2 separate regions of the Mus musculus genome follow, and region 2 is linked to region 1. Evidence: chromatin loops called from intact Hi-C (ENCODE). Cell type or tissue: heart. All regions are shown on one strand. Each heading gives the region's core, and the rest is flanking DNA. Links, peaks and the distances in the headings are about the cores only. Region 1 overlaps Kcnb2 (potassium voltage gated channel, Shab-related subfamily, member 2). Region 2 has its middle 88 kb from the start of Trpa1.

Region 1 (8,344 bases), core at 232-8,231:
AAGGAAGGGAGGGAGGGAGGGAGGGAGGGAGGGAGGGAGGGAGGGAGGGAGGCAGATTTGTGGAAAATCATGTCAGTTTCTTGACATAGAATAAGTTTTCAAATTATGATATACTCCTAAATATTCAATGACCCTACATCTTTAAAAAGATTATTTTTCCCTGGACTCATGAGTCCACCTGTAACTGTAGAACTATGACAGTTGGTGGACTCTGGGGAGGAATGTTAGGGATTTGTTTAAGGGTATAGCCTTTAGTAGAATGATTGTTTTTAGTGGATGGTCCTATACCCAGGAATAGATGAGCAGCACAAATTAGCACTGCTGTATTGTTAAATGAAAAAAGAAAAGACAAGAAACACAAAATTGGGAAGGGGTAAGGAAGGGAGATGGATCTTCGCAGAATTAAAGATGCAAGTAGGAGGGGTGAATATGATCAATACACACTGCATGTATGTATAAAATTCCCAAAGAATTAATAAAATATTGAAAGATGCTCTTCCCCAGGAAAGCTAGAATTCTAAAACACCAGGTATTCCAAATCAGGGTCAGATAAATAACACAAAAGTTTTTCTCTTTGGCTACACTAAGTTTTGGAAAGAAAAGAAATATATTTCTTTATTCAATGGAGGTATAATTTTATTTAACAAGGAATTAATTTTGTAGAGTACATGGATGGGTAAGACATAATGTTTTTTATTTGATGAGACTATATACCTGAAACAGATAAAAATCATTTGGAAATATAAACAAATAACTACAATCCAAAAAAAAAAAAAGGTTTATTCTCAGATGAATCAAGTATGTTAAAAAGGAGACATGGCTTATTTATAAAAGCAGTTTGAGAAGAACTGCATAATTAAAATATTTCTACTTCTCATTTTAAACTTTTATACCAGCATTTTCCCATTATGCTATTTTTATCTAAATGATTTGCTTTGCATACATAAGATGGCCATGTCACCAATTATTTTTGCAAGTTGATGTGTTTACAGGTTTCTATTATTGAGACCTATAACTACTGTACTATTTTTAAGTGTGCACAGTTTTAGATTCTTTGAAATTCAATTATCCAAAGTAGGAAACTTTCCATACAAGATTAATTTCACTTCCTGTTTCTACTGCCCCTGAAACGGTCTTAGACATTTTGAAATTGGACAAGAGGAAAAAACACAGGTCCAAACTAAATTAGTTTAGCTGGCTATCTTTATGTATCTTTGGTACTTTAAAAAAAAATTAAAGTGGTCCTCATCAATGCTACCATAGTACTTTGTATAACTTTATACTGAAAACTTTATCACTTTGCAGAACTTTTTTTTTATTTAACTGTTTTCCAAATCTAGGCTCTAGAGAGAAAAATGTTGTTTCATTCACTGTTGTATCTTACATAGCCTATATGGGTAGACAGATGGATGCGCAGGTAGGAGTGTGTGTGTGTGTGTGTGTGTGTGTGTGTGTGTGTGTGTGTGTAAGGATGGATGGATGGATGGATGGATGGATGGATGGATGGATGGATGGATGAATAGATGAAAGTGTGAGTAGACTGATGGATGGACAAGTGGTGTGGTAGTTTAAATTTAAATGAGAATGGTTCCTATAGGTTCATATCTTGAGCCTCACTTGATATAACATTGGGAGGTGTGGCCTTGTTGGAGGAGATGTGTCACTGGAGATAGGATTTTAGGTTTCAAAAACTGGGTCATTCCCAGTGTCTCTCTCTACCTTGTGCTTGTGGATCAGATGTAAGCTGTCAGTTACACTCTAGCACTATGCTTCCCTGCGTAATGTTATAATCTCTACCATGATGGTCACAGACTCTAATCCTTTGAAAATGTAGGACCCAAATCACCTCCCTCTTCTATAAGTTAACTTGGTCATTATGTCTTATCACAGCAATAGAAAAGTAACTAAGTCAAGTGAATAGACTGATGGATAAGTAACAGCTATCCCTGAACTCTGAAACAAATCTGACAAGATCTGAAGAAGCAATCTTTATCCTCCTTTAACCAAAAAAAAAAAAAAAAAAAAAGAAAGAAAAGAAAAGAAAAAGAAAGAAAAAGAAAACCAGCTGGCAAACACTAACCTCACCTTCAATGGCTCCCTGATGACCTAATAGCCAAAGTATGTTACCGCTTCTCAAAATCTTTTAGAAGCTAAGCTTGACTTCTGAAAAGCAAAATAACTGAATATATTTTAAAGCTGACAGCAGACTGATAAAGACCACATAGGCCACAGGAATAGCATTCTCAAGGTTTCTTACTTGTCCTCCACTTTCTCCTGCCACCTATGTCCACCACCCACAGAGTCACACTGTTCTCTGTTCCATGTTGGCCCTTCTGCTGGAACTTAAGGAAAAGCAGTTGAATTGCAGAAGCTTTAAACAAAGACACCACCAGCAGCCTCAAACCTCTCAGAACCTTGTGGAACTTTCCATGTGCTAGAATTTCGGAAGAATAGAAAATTACATGAGTTGAATGGGATGGGAGCATTTGGTAGGAAAGAAAGGTTATACCAAAACCAAACCAGAGGCCTAGTCACAATAACCTGTCCTCAGCTATGAACGTTGCTTTGTTTTATTTATAGTATGAGGATCAAACTCAGGTCCTCAGATATGCTCACTAGGCCCTACTACTTTAAGACCCTACTACTTCACCCCAGCTCAGGTATTGGTTTCTAATCAGCTGTGGATACAAGTCCTGAGAATACCCTTAGGGTCCACTGAAGAGAGAGTATCTCAACTGTTTGCATATGTGACATAGCCCTGCTTCTGGAAAAAATAAAATAAAATAAAATAAAATTTTAAAAAGCCATCATCTCACAAATACTGAATCCAGTCCAAAAGCCCAACGTTAACCGTAGACTTACTGGAAGGGTTGGGAAGATGGTAATTAGACCTTACTTACAGTCCATGAGGCATCGTGAGCTTACTTGGAGCTTCCAGAACATCAGGAATTAATATGAGATATCTGGGGTACACATCAGGAGACATGGGGAATGCAGACTCCCACAAGCCTAACCCATAGGAGTTCTTCCTGAGCAAGACTTTTCTCCACTCCATCTGAAGCAGCTCACTGTTTAACTCATCCTCACTCTTCTGGTGCGTTGTCAAGCCACCCTGGAGCTTCCATGTATGTCCTGCATATGAGCATAGCTGTCTGCAGCTATGGAAGAAGAAATAAGAACACAGAAAAGCAAAGCAAGGACCTAGCATGCCTCCTTTGTTCATTCTTCTCTGCTACAAAGAGTCAAGTCTGGTATCTTAATCCCTAACCCTTCAATGTTTTTCATGCGAATTTCCTGTTTTTATTTCCCTATTGAGCTTCTGATCCTAGTTGGCTTCAGAAACCTTTCAAGAAGTCCCAATCACCATTAGTCCTAAAATGAGGTCTAATTAATAAACAAGAGCATCAATAATTTAGGAAAACCATTTGTTACCATATTTTTTTTTACAATCAGAATATTTAATAGTTTCAAAAATACTTAAACTATACCATGAAAGAAAGCTACTAGGATGGTTTACGAAAAAATCATTTCCTCTCTTAGAGTAGAAGTTAGTTTGCAAATTAATGAGATGGAGCCAAAATAGAGAACTGCATTCTAAAGGAGTGACTCACAATGTTTTGACTTTCTAAAATATAACTTTCCTGACAGCAGACTGCCTCATCATTTGATTGCTTTCTAATGAATGTTAAGTTCTGTCACACTTCTGCCACCAGAGCTACCCATTGTGACCTCATATTACCTGTCCTTGAACAATGCATGGGGCAATTATGACTGAGAGTCTATGATTACAAGGATATATCTTCTATATTCTACCCAAAGATACAGTACCATCAGTGCCACCATAAGAATGTTGCCACTAATAGCAGACAAGCTAATCAATGTTTGTTTGCTTAGAAGTAAAAATAGTTGCTTGCTGATAAGTATGTGTTCTTTGTTCCTTTTATTTACAAAGAATTAACCAACCATGAAGTATCCTTGATAAATAAAACCAAAGAACAGTCTTCAAAAACAACTTAAAAGTACATCTTCTAAAGCTGTAGACTGCATAGGAGAGAATGTGTATTGAGCAAATGAAGTCAATCTAAGGCTACAGACTGCCTCACTGCACAGACCTGGCTTAGCACCCTTGTCATGTGCAGTCTAGCACCTGACCTCAAAGCACACTGAGAGATATTTAGATTCTTTCATTCCCCCACCCCTCACAAAAAAATCAAAGCTTTGTGTAGAAGGCTTCTAAGTCAGATTATACAAGAAGAATGTGTCCAATCATCAGTGTCTGCATCTTTTTCTCTCTGTGTCACTGTAATTAAGACTTTAGATTGAGAGGAGCCTGAAGGAGGACTTTCAGATGTCTACGAACCTAGTGGACAATGTAAATATCTAACATAACACGTAGAACATGTAGAATAAGGTTTAAAGCCTTAGCCGATCAGTTCTTACTGTGAGTTTCAGTTCGTTTGTCCCCTTATTTGATGAGGAAGTCAAGTCCCCTTCCCAGCGTCCTAGGACACTGTCTATCGGACCTCTCATCTAAGACAAGCTCTACACTAACTTTCTCCTTTTAAGTATTTCCATGGCATTTTTGTTTCATTCAGCGAGGATTTTGGAGGCACTGTTTTGTGTCTGTCTAGTTCTGTCATTTCTGTTCCTTGCAACACCATGTTTTCAGAGAAGCATCCCTGACCCTCAAGTCCACGACAGCCATCTTCATGGCACTAAGTCTCAGTATTTCCTTCACAGATCTTATTTTAATTGTAAATAAACTCGCTTATTGATCATTTGATTAATGCTTGTCTCCAGAAATTGAGAACAGGAATCATGTCTAAATTTGTTCAGCAATTTATTCCAATGTCTGGCACTCAGTACCACTCTGTCAGTTGGTGGATTGGTTAGGGAATGATGAATGGATGGATGGAGCAACCGCAAGCTCGTGGTGTGCTACAGCAAAATGAGCATGACTAGGCTTAGAAGGCAAGTGAGGCTAGAAAGATAAGAGTTGGGCAGAATTATAAACAGCCTCTCAGAAGCACTGCCACGTGCCTTATAAACAAGAAGTTATGAAATGTCAAACCCACAATGACCAGGTTAAGAACTTAGGAGGTTCATGGAGGCTGAAGGACAAAGAGAGGCCTAGGAAAGGAAGAGGCAAAGGCAAGAAGAAAGGTGTTGCTATGGCCAAAGTCAGAAGTGGTGAGATTCATACAAACACAGCAGCTGCAGAACAGCAGGAGCAGTGCTGAGTCACATAACCTCAGACATGCCTGCCGCTCCTTAGAGGATCAACAAGGGTTGGGAGGAACACCCTTTAAAAGATGCTTCCACCCCTCTGACTTAGTAGACCCATCAACAAAAATACCCTCAACGCAGGGGCTGATCTCAACCATCTTATACCCATGGTACTATAAGAATAGGAAAAGAGTAACTATTTTTCTTCTTGGTTATTTTTCAAATTGTCTCAAGAAGTTTAAAACTTCAGGTTTAGTCAGACAGCCAACCAATATTTGCCAAACACTGCTCACATTCCAAAGATTTTCAATATAAATAAATAAATAGTCAAAAGAAAGGCTGTGGATATGGCCACTATCGTTACAAAGCTTAGAAACAAGCAACACAGCCACAGAAGAGCCATTGGTGTAGCAAATGATCTGATGGGAGAAACAAGGAGAAACATTGAAGCTGCACTCAACCTGGTCTCAGGGCAGAGCCAGAGGACATGTGATCTAATTGCAAACCAGATGTATGCCAGTGGGGTGAGAAGAGAAGGAACATTACCAGATGTAGGACCAACATGCACATAGAGTCACAGACAAAAGAGAACATTACAACTGATAGGAAGATGGCATTGTCTATTTCATAAGCTATTGGGTGATATAATGTTGAGAAGCACAGAGTTTCAGTATATCACTACTGATAGTGGCAGCAACTCTCTTAGAAATGTAGATTTGAGAACCACCTGTGTCTAGATGGTAATAGGGAACCACTGACATGACTGGAAGAATAAAAGGAACGCTAGCAGTGATTGGCAAACACTGGGGTGGTGAGACTCGGCTGCAGAGGTGTGGCGGGCATGAAGGAAATAAAGAGCAGGCAATTTCAGCCTGGCATTGGAGGAAGTGGGTGACATCAAGATGAGGAAGTGGTACATAGAAGAAACTTTTATCAAGCACCTGAAAAGGGACTGTAAGGACCCATTGCATTCTGGATTAAGTCATGATCAGGGAGGACCCCAAGACAAGTGTTTTTATAGATGGGTAGGAACAAAAGCAAAATTACAGCAGGTGAAAAGAATCTACAAATATGGATAGTTAGTTAATATGCGAGTGTACTTATTAAAAATAATCCATATCAGCAGCACAAGAACAAATGTATTCTGACTTGCAGTAATGAGATTTTACCTCTGTGCTGTTGTTTGGCATGTGATTAAAAAAAAAAAAAAAAAACTCAGGGTCTAGCTTTGGATGCCCCCATCCTAATTTTTTATCATGCACTGTCAGACACTGGCAAAGGAAAGAGAAAGTAATAATTCTAAAGTCATTTCTACAGAGGAGACTTCCTCTATAGAATATGCCATCCAAGCATAATGTGTTTATTCTTTTCTCAAGGAGTTTTTGAAAAAGACATTAAACGCAATATAACATCAGTAGCAATTTTCTGCATTGCATGTGTATCCAATTGGAGAATTTATTTTACTTCGTAAATATTAAAAGGTCTCTCGGAAGCAGAAATTCCAATGACAGACCACATCTCTAGGCTCCAGTTGAGAGTCTTCTCAATGACTTTTGGAGATTTGAGACCAGCTTTGCATCCCCTTCATTTACAGGGAACACAGACAGACTTGAAATTGGCACTTGTCCTTGTGTGAACATTCAATTCATCTGTGTTAGGATCTTTATTTACCCTCAGACTAACAAGCTTTATTCCAACTAAACTCACAACTGAGGTGAAACAAACAAACACACACACATGCACACACCATACAAATCTTTTACTTCAAAATGACATTGAACAGATTAATAAACCGAGGTACCAAGTGATTTGCTTTCTTATTTATTTATTTATTTATTTACCTACTTATTTATTTTAGTAGGAAGAGGTACACATGCCACTGTATGTGTGTAGAGGTCAGAAGACAACTTATGGAAGTTGGTTCTCAACTCCATTATTTAGATCTACAGAATCAAACTCAGGTCATCAGACTTCATAGCAAGCACTTTTACCTAGCCATGATTAAAGAAAAGTCTACTATAAGCATTGACCAAAATATACCACAGCCCAAGCCGAGTACTCTTTCTGTCAATCAGGATGCCCCTCCCCGCAGCACCTGGCACCCAAACACTGAGCATCAGCTCTTGGCTGGCTGGAATTGTGTGCTTCCTTGGTTCTAGTTTGAGTGTGAGTATCAGGAGCCATCTGGGAGAGGCTAAGACTGGCAGGTGACTTTCCTGGAGGTGGCTGTTTCTGCATGGCCTACAATGGGAGAAATCTGAGAGGCAAGGTCCCAGGAGACTTCACCTCAGGATTGCTTCTTGCAGCTGATCACTATTACATAGTCTAATGATTCTTAGGCATCAGCCCACCCTATTGGACAGATTTCCTACAAATCAACTTTAAAATGAACTCCCATGAATTAATGCTGTTTAGATGAATTAGTGATTTTATAGGATTCTTGGTTTGGTTTAAATAATACTAGGAAGTTTTAAGGGGTGGTTTTAGGGTGTTTTGCCAGAAATATATAATAAAGCTAGACTCAAGAATAGAATGTGCCCATTCCTCATAAAATCTTAAGTAAAAGTTGCATAATAAGAAATACAATGAGCTTTCACAATTACACTAAAAAGAGAAATAGGCTTGGGACAAATTTGTGATCCAGGAAAAACATTCATTCTAGGTCAGAGCCAAGAAAGATGCCACAGGTGTACATTATGATCAAATGAGGCATATATATGTATATGTCTGTTTCTCTATATATGTGTGTGTAGGCATATGTGTGTACATGTAAGTGTGCATAAATACTTGAGGAGTTGATGAGCTAGGTATTCAGGTCCAACCAGAGTATGTATGTATATGAATGTGTGTGTGTGTGTGTGTGTGTGTGTGTGTGTACTGCCTGTGTAAAAGATTTTAATTCTTTTTCTCTCTGCTTTACAAATAGTTAACGAGTCCCAAGCCTCTCACTTGGCCAGTGAGAGGTCCTTGAGCCAGAGAGAAAAGAAACCAGTGCTTATTAAAGCACAAATAATAAGATTATAAGACCAGGAATCCCAGGGATCATCGCTTTTGAGCCTTCGTCCGACTCCACGCCCTGTCCAGTACTGTTCCCCTAAAGGATGAGCATCTCTAAGCC
Region 2 (8,344 bases), core at 118-8,117, 670 kb before region 1:
GTCCATTTTATTTGATATTAGAATGACTACTCCAGTTTGTTTCTTTGGACCATTTGCTTGGAAAAAATTTTCCAGCCTTTTACTCTGAGGTAGTGTCTGTCTCTGTCACTGAGGTTCATTTCCTGTATGCAGCAAAATGCTGAGTCCTTTTCATGTATTCTGTCTGTTAGTCTACATCTTTTAATTGAGGAACTGAGTCCATTGGTGTTAAGAGATATTAAGGAATATTGATTGTTGCTTCCTGCTCTTTTTGGTTGTTAGAGGTGGAATTATGTTTGTATAGCTATCATCTTTTGGGTTTGTTGAAAGAAGACTACTTTCTTGCTTTTTCTAGGGTTTAGTTTCCTTCCTTGTGTTGGCGTTTTCCATCTATTATCCTTTGTAGGACTGGATTTGTGGAAAGATATTGTATAAATTTGTTTTTGTCATAGAATATCTTGGTTTCTCCATGTATGGTAATTGAGAGTTTTGCTGGGTATAGTAGCCTGGGCTGGCATTTGTGTTCTTTTAGGCTCTGTATGACATCTTCTGGCTTCCATAGTCTCTGGCAAGAAGTCTGGCATAATTCTGATAAGTCTGCCTTTATATGTTACTTGACCTTTTCCCCTTACTGCTTTAATATTCTTTGTTTGTGCTTCTGGTGTTTTGACTATTATGTGATGAGAGGAATTTCTTTTCTGTTCCAGTCTATTTGGAGTTCTGCAGGCTTCTTGTATGTTTATGGCTATCTCTTTCTTCATTTTATGGAAGTTTTCTTCTATAATTTTGTTGAAAATATTTTCTGGACCTTTAAATTAGGAATCTTCACTCTCTTCTATACCTATTATCCTTAGGTTTGGTTTTCTCATTGTGTCCTGGATTTCCTGATGTTTTGTGTTAGGAGCTTTTTGTATTTTGCATTTTTTGACTATTGTGTCAATGTTTTCTATGGTATCATCTGCCCCTGAGATTCTCTCTTTTATCTACTATATTCTCTCTTGTATTCTATTGGTGATGCTTGCATCTATGACTCCTGATCTCTTTCCTAGGTTTTCTATCTCCAGGGTTGTCTCCTTTTGTGATTTCTTTATTGTTTCTATTTCCATTTTTAGATCCTGGATAGTTTTGTTCAATTCCTTCATCTGTTTGGTTGTCTTTTCCTGTAATTCTTTAAGGCATTTTTGTTTTTCCTCTTTAATGGCTTCCACTTGTTTACCTGTGTTTTTTATGTCCTTCTTAAAATCCTCTATCATCATCACAAGATGTGAGTTTAAAACCAAATACTGCTTTTCTGGTGTGTTGGGGTATCCAAGACTTGCTGTAGTGGGAGAACTGCTGGGTTCTGAAGATGCCAAGTAGCCTTGCTTTCTGTTGCTTACCTCTCACCATTAGTTATCTCTGATGGTCTTGCTGTCTCTGGCTGGAGCTTGTTCTTCCTGTGGGCCTGTGAGCCTGTGTTCTTAAGTGTGTCAGCACGCCTGGGAATACCAGCCCACTCTGGGAAGGATTTGAGTATGGAGGGCTATGGGACAGCCGTCGCACCAGGATGCAGATGAAGAATGGAAGGATCTTTTCTTTGGATGTTCTGGGTTGAGCTTCTAGTGGATCCTCCTTTGGACAATTATTGGAGCAAAAGTGGTCTCACCTGTGAGCTTAGGAGTGAATGCACTACAGGGAGACCAGCTCTCTCTGGCTGGGTTTTGGGTATTGGGTGGGGGTGGGGGGCTGTTGGACAGCCTTAGCTCTGGGGAACAGATGGAAACTGGTAGATACTTCTTTGGGCAACAATTTTACTTTACCTTTCTCTCTACTATACCATAATCCACGGTCTGTTTCTCATTGTATTTCCTGAATATCAATTCTTCTAGCAAAGAAAATTATTTCCTTGAGACAGGGAAATGATACCACACTCAGATTTTATTGCTCTTACTTTTTCTTTTTAGTCTTGGTGTAAAAATAAACAAAAAGTACCCCACCCCAAACCCAAAAAAACAAACCAAACAAACAAAAAGCAAACAAAGAAATCATTGAGTTCCCCTCAATTTGGAGCTAATTCTTTAGAATGTCCTTTCCCATCCAGTATGCATCAACACAGAATGACTGCCACTGTTCGTTCTCGTTCTCTCATAGCCGAGAAATGTAAGTTTAGAAATCAAAAGCTGGTCTTTTAAATCTCCACAAAATTACCCACAAAACTATGGCTCCCATGATCATGTCTATGAACCGTGATAGTGTCTCTAAGGATGTAACTATATCCTAGAAGGAAACTGGATCTGCCTCTTGGTCATTAGGGTCACGTCATACTACCAGAGAAGGTACTATACCATGTAATATGATTGCTTCAAAAAATCAAGGAAAACATCTTAAGGGAAGGGCAGAAAGGAAAGAGTATGCCTGGGCATTGTGTGGGTTCTGGGTGCCCAGTGAATTACTTTATGGTCTATGTTCTCCATTACTGAGTAAGTAAGATGATCCTGTGAATGAATTGAATTTGCCACCATCTATAGGTGGATTTCTATTTCCAGCTTCTTCAGACAAGGTTCATTCTTCTTCAGTTATGCATGGAACAAGCACACCTGTGAGTGGGAATATGAAATGGTAATGGATGTGTGGTGGCTTAGCTGTGGCCAGTGTGAGGACTTGCTACTAATAGACAAATAAAAGGCTGTAGTGGTTACTTCTTGTTGGGGCTCATTTTGTACACATTTCTATTCTTTACTTTGCTCTGGTATTTAAAAACCTGAAAACTACATTTCCCAGATGCATTTGCCATGAGACTTCCTTTTTGGCCCTGTCCACGGGAGTCATTGGGAGGAGAGGTTTAAGAGTGAACACCTTAGTTCTGGAGCCAAGAAGAATTGCCACTGTTGGAATTGAGTTTAGTACAAAGGTGGCAGGCTGCTGTGTCAGAAGTAAGTGCACAGATGTGTATCACTACGCTCAACATTCTACTTCCATGATCACTCTTCAATTGAAATCTTCAGACAGAGAAGCCCCTCTCCGTTTCTTTTGCTGATTTCTTCAGGTTTCATCAAACCCATGGTTCAGCCAGCAGGTGCAACTCAGAGGGAGAAAAAATAAACTCACCCCAAAGCATGTACAGGAGCAAACTGTAAAACCAGCTTTTTGTCCTCGGATGCAGTCAAGGCAGACTCTGTTGCTCACGTGCCATCCCCAGAAAAGGCAGGGCTTGAGGAAGAGACCTGCTATGGGCTCTGCTGAGGACCATCCAGATGGACTTTGAAGAATTTACACTAGAGACTCCACCAAGACTACCTCTCTGGCAAGAATGTAGGACCAAGACGTTCTGGAGAACTCATACACATGATCCTACTTTTTCTGGACAATAACGCAAGCCCATGGGAATCAGGGTTTAGAATGGTGAGATGTGTGTGGGGAAGGCCCAGGGATGAGAAAGAAAGAAGGCTGATAGCTGGAGCAAGGAAGCTGGAGCCAGGAAGTCCCGCTGATAACTTATACCAAACAAGTTCCTCAAGAAGCACAGTCTTTTATCTGTGATTTGTAGGAGAATGGGCCAAGGCCAGGGAGACCTAAGTCCAACAATGCTGTCAGAGAGCACAGGATGCCTCAGACACAGGTACCTTAGGACTTAGTAACCACGGTCCTTCTGCAGAGAAGGTAGTGTTCTTAGGAACCCAAACCACTTGAGGCCCAGGTTCCAGCCTCAGTCTGGTCCTTGCCAAATCTGCCACTAGGCAAGGGCACAGACGTTTTCTTTTGTCCTTTCATTGGCACCTCTGAGAAAGTCTTTAGTTGATCTGGCTCCCAACAGAAGAACACACTAATAAGTGAGGTTAAATTTAATTTGTTTGTTTGTTTGTTTCCATTTTTAAGTCTTGAGCATTGAGAGAAAGCACCCAAGGAGCTGAAGGGGTCTGCAAACCTATAGGTGGAACAACAATATGCACTAACCAGTACCTCTAGAGTTCATGTTTCTAGCTGCATATGTAGCAGAAGATGGCCTATAGGCCATCACTGGGAAGAGAGGCCCCTTGGAAACTTTATATGGCCCAGTACAGGGGAATGCCAGGGCCAAGAAGTGGGAGTGAGTGGGTAGGGGAGCAGGGCGGGGGAGGGTATAGGGAACTTTCGGGATAACATTTGAAATGTATATAAAGAAAATATCTAATAATAATTATAATAATAAAACGTCTTGAGCATTGACAGGGAGGTGACCATGGATAGAAATCCTGTGCAATTATGAACACTCATCCATTTGATCTTTTCAAACTTTAACCTTGAATTCTGACAACACACTTGTCCAAACTGTACAACTCCCCACTCAAGTTTTATGTTTATGAGATTTATGTCTCAAGCTATTTTGATCTCAAGAGTTCAAACGATGTATAACTACACTTGGACAGGGGATGAGGACAGGAACCCTAAACAAACTTGCACAGGTTTCTATGTATCTTCAGTAAAAGGCAGAAGAGGAGGAGGAGGAGGAGGAGGAGGAGGAGGAGGGAAGCTGGAGACACAAAGAGCACCTCAGCACATTCTGTTGTAATATAAGTGCAATCTTTTCACTGTCACAGTTATGAGAGAATATAGAGAGTTTTATTTTGCATCCATAAACACAACCACACAAGACTAGAACGAAAGTCAGGCATTGAAAACTCCGGTGATATTGATGAAAACGTTTCTTACTGTAAATGCTGACAACTACCAATTTTATTATTCTAATTAATTCAATACCTAGAGATATTTAAGTGATAGTGGATTCTTCTTATTAAATAATTGACTTTGATTATGTTAATTTAGAGAATGACTTTCTGTTTGTAGAAATACTACACTTTACCACTAGGTGGCAACAATGGTTCAAAAATGAAGGACTGTGACAAAGTGCTTTCCTGTGTCTCAACGGATAAGTGTGAAGTCAAACTCAAACAGGCAACTGTTAATCCATGATAATGCAATTATGTAAAACCTGACAAAGCGTGAAATTTGGTAAAACCATACAGTTTATAGAAATGATTCAAAAGACTTTAAAATAAAAGTTAATAAAATATTGACAATATTGATTATAATTTGATAAAACTGGTGTAAATTGTATCATACCCAGATGAATTGATGACTTAAGACATACAAATAGGTATAGGAGGGTATCAAGGCACTTTTAGGTAGTTAAACATTTAACACCAATTATCAAATTAAACTAATTTAAATGAAGAATAATGTCTTCATCTCATAATGCTACATATACAATACATTGACACCTACAAATATTCAATACATATTTACCACACAGAAATAAACCAAAGATACATTCAATATTGTATTGAAATAAAAATTATTCAGAATTCACTATTATTTCTGACTTTCTGTTTGTAATTTTTTGCAGAATGTTATTTAATTATTTATTTCATGTATTTAAGACTTGTTAAAATTTAGCCAGTTGGTAGGTTTGTTAATCAACTTTCAATTACTCTAACATCCATGAGATGTTAGGCCTCGATGTTTCGTGTCTGGAGGGAGGCATCTGCAGTACCGTTAATCTCATCCCATGATGCAAAGAGAGAGGACGTGGCAAGGCTATGACCATCACCATCAGCCGCATGCCTCAATGATTTATGAATCTTCCATAAGGCCCAACCTGTCTATACTTTCAGCAAGTTTTAATAACCCAGGTCTGGGCTTTTAATACTCAGGTCTTCAGAGAACAATTCCCTGTTCCTGCCATCAAGATATGGACATCTTAGTAGAGATTTGCAAGGCAGCTCTTTAAAGACTCTGGGAATGCAGCAGATTTTGTGCTCAGTGCTATTAGCATAGTGTTGGCCAAGAAGTGTGTGAGAGGAAGCAGGACACCCTTCATCCCAAAGGGTCTGCAGAGGAGCCCTGTAGAGGACTGGCTGAAGGTGCTACCCTTCCATGTGTCTCTCTGCTGTCAGTGACCCTCTGTAGTCCCCTGTCCTTACAGCAGACTGGCATCCTGTCAGTTTTTGTGTACCCAGGACATTTTCCTAACATGGGCAGAGTTTGCACGGAACTGAATTGAGGGAGAGTTTCTGTCATCTTTTTCTCTCTCAGCTCTCGATCATGGCATCTCTCACATGACATTTCAGTGCCATTCCTTCAGTGAGTAAAACTCTGCCAGGATGCGAGCTTATTTATTTGGTCCTGTTGGTATATACTGAAACACACTCTCATTGTTATCTCTTGGAACTAGGACTTTCAACAATAAGAGGCTAAAAATAAGACTCACAGGGATTTAAACGGCATCTACTTTAGTCTAAGAATTCAAAACTTAAAGTTCAGATTTTTTCAGACTAAATGGCATCTAGTTAAAAATGGTGTCGTGTTTTTCTGTTACCTAGAATTCCTGGACCAACAAAAACATCTGAATTTCTAACGGTCCCAGTGTGCTAGCCCTCCTGTAGGAAGATGGGTGCAGACATCTTGGTATTCAACTTAAACACTCCTAAGGAGAAGCACATTTTCTTTGGCTGATAAACTCCTCCCTTTCGTGATGTTTCTCTTAGTAAGCCCTTATTAGGAAGAGTGGAAGAAGGCTGTCAGCATTTGGTCTTTATTTTCTTACTAGCCTACCTGATCTGCAGTTCCTGACCTTCTATGCCTTAAAAGAGGCACAGAGAGACACACTACTTCTATTTCACCAAGAAGGAAGCAGACTTAATTCAGTAGCATCTCAAAGACCACACAGCTAGAAAAGAGTCAGTGCTCCTGTTTGAATCATACTGATGTGCTTTCAAAGCTGTCAGCTAGGCTTGGTAAATTTAACAAATGGGAAGAGAGTAGAACAGTGAGATAATTCTATCTAAATAAGAATATGTATCACATCAGCAAACTTTAAAATACAGTTTAATTGTATACTCGTACACATGGCTGCCATGCTGTAGGCAAGACACTCCTCCAGTACAATAGCACTTAGATGGTGGCTTCTGGCTTTTCTACACTGTCACTAAATACGCCAAAAAACAAACAAACAAACAAACAAACAAAAAACCAAAAAAAAAAAAAGAAAACCAATAAAAAGAAAAAACCCACTTTCATATTTGATGACTTTCTATTGAGCTCATTGAAGGACCAATTCTTGGTGTATATTCTTATATTCCTTAGCTTCTTCTAGACTAGACAATGGCAGCCTTCCCTGGCACCATCAAGATGCAGCTGGTGTCTGTTAAATATCATCTTTACAAAAATCTTTCAGTTACTTCCCAACAAGGTCTTGATCAATGGCTTACCTTTATATAAGAGGGGAATATTCTAGGCATGTTCTGCCCAATAGCTACTCTGGACTGACCCAGAGGCTTCCATATTCATTTCTATCAGAGTGTACTTTGCCATGACATCATAGACAGGCAGCAGTTCTCAACCTTCTTAATGCTGCAACCCTTAATACAGTTCCTCGTTTTGTAGTGACCCCCAAATAAAACTACTTTTGTTGTTGGTTCATAACTGTAATTTGGCTTCTGTTATGAATTGTAGTGTAAACACTTGATATCCAGGATATCTTTATTGCTTTTTCTCTTTTATAGGATATTTTCTTTATTTACATTTCTATAGAATTTTGTTAGATATTTTTTTATTTACATTTCAAATAAAGTATTTTTTATGGGCCTCTCCTCCCATTGGTGGGGGACTAGGCCATCCTCTGCTACATATATAGCTAGAGCCATCAGTCCCACCATGTCTTTTCTTTGGTTGGTGATTTAGTCCCAGGGAGCTTTGGGGGTACTGGTTAGTTCATATTGTTGTTCCTCCTATAGGGATGCTAACCCCTTCAGCTCCTTGGGTCCTTTCTCTAGCTCCTTCATTGGGGACCCTGTGCTTTGTCCAATGGATGACTGTGAGCATCCACTTCTGCTTTGCCAGGCACTGGCAGAGCCTCTCAGAAGACAGCGATATCAGGCTCCTGTCAGCAAGTTCTTGTTGGCATCCACAATAGTGTCTGGTTTTGCTGGTTGTTTATGGAATGGATCCCCAGGTGGGGCCATCACTGGATGGTCATTACTTCAGTCTCTGCCCTGAACTTTGTCTGAAAATGCCATGGGTATTTTATTCCCTCTTCTAAGAAAGATTAAAGTATCTACACTTTGGTCTTCCTTTTTCTTGAGTTTCATGTGTTTTGCAAATTGTACCTTGGGTATTCTGAGCTTATGGGCTAATATCCACTTATCAGTGAGTGCATATCATGTGAGTTCTTTTGTGATTGGGTTACCTCACTTAGGATTGATATCCAGGATATCTTATACGTGACCCATATTAAAGGGTCATTTGATCCCAAAAGGGGATGCGACACACTGGTTGAGACCCTCTGATTTAGTGAGTAAGAAAGTGGTTACTTCAAGTTCTGATTCCATCTATATTTGTTACCATTTTT

What was found. Peaks named below come from ENCODE experiments on the same cell type or tissue, not always from the same donor. Only the 100,000 strongest peaks of a DNase experiment are listed, where the experiment ranks them.
Region 2: a loop joins it to region 1, with 5 times the contacts of the local background. A loop is called at or near these places in 14 of 42 quality-filtered maps.

The regions. Positions count from the first base shown.
Region 1 is chr1:15,674,092-15,682,435 of GRCm38, forward strand. All of the region lies in intron 2 of Kcnb2 (potassium voltage gated channel, Shab-related subfamily, member 2), which reads left to right. Among named protein-coding and RNA genes, the nearest start is that of Gm51617, 60 kb to the left of the region's middle. In heart, for the core only: no CTCF peak of the experiment used is centred there; no DNase peak of the experiment used is centred there.
Region 2 is chr1:15,003,030-15,011,373 of GRCm38, forward strand. No RefSeq gene overlaps it. Among named protein-coding and RNA genes, the nearest start is that of Trpa1, 88 kb to the left of the region's middle. In heart, for the core only: a CTCF peak has its summit at 4,795 (motif pointing right); no DNase peak of the experiment used is centred there.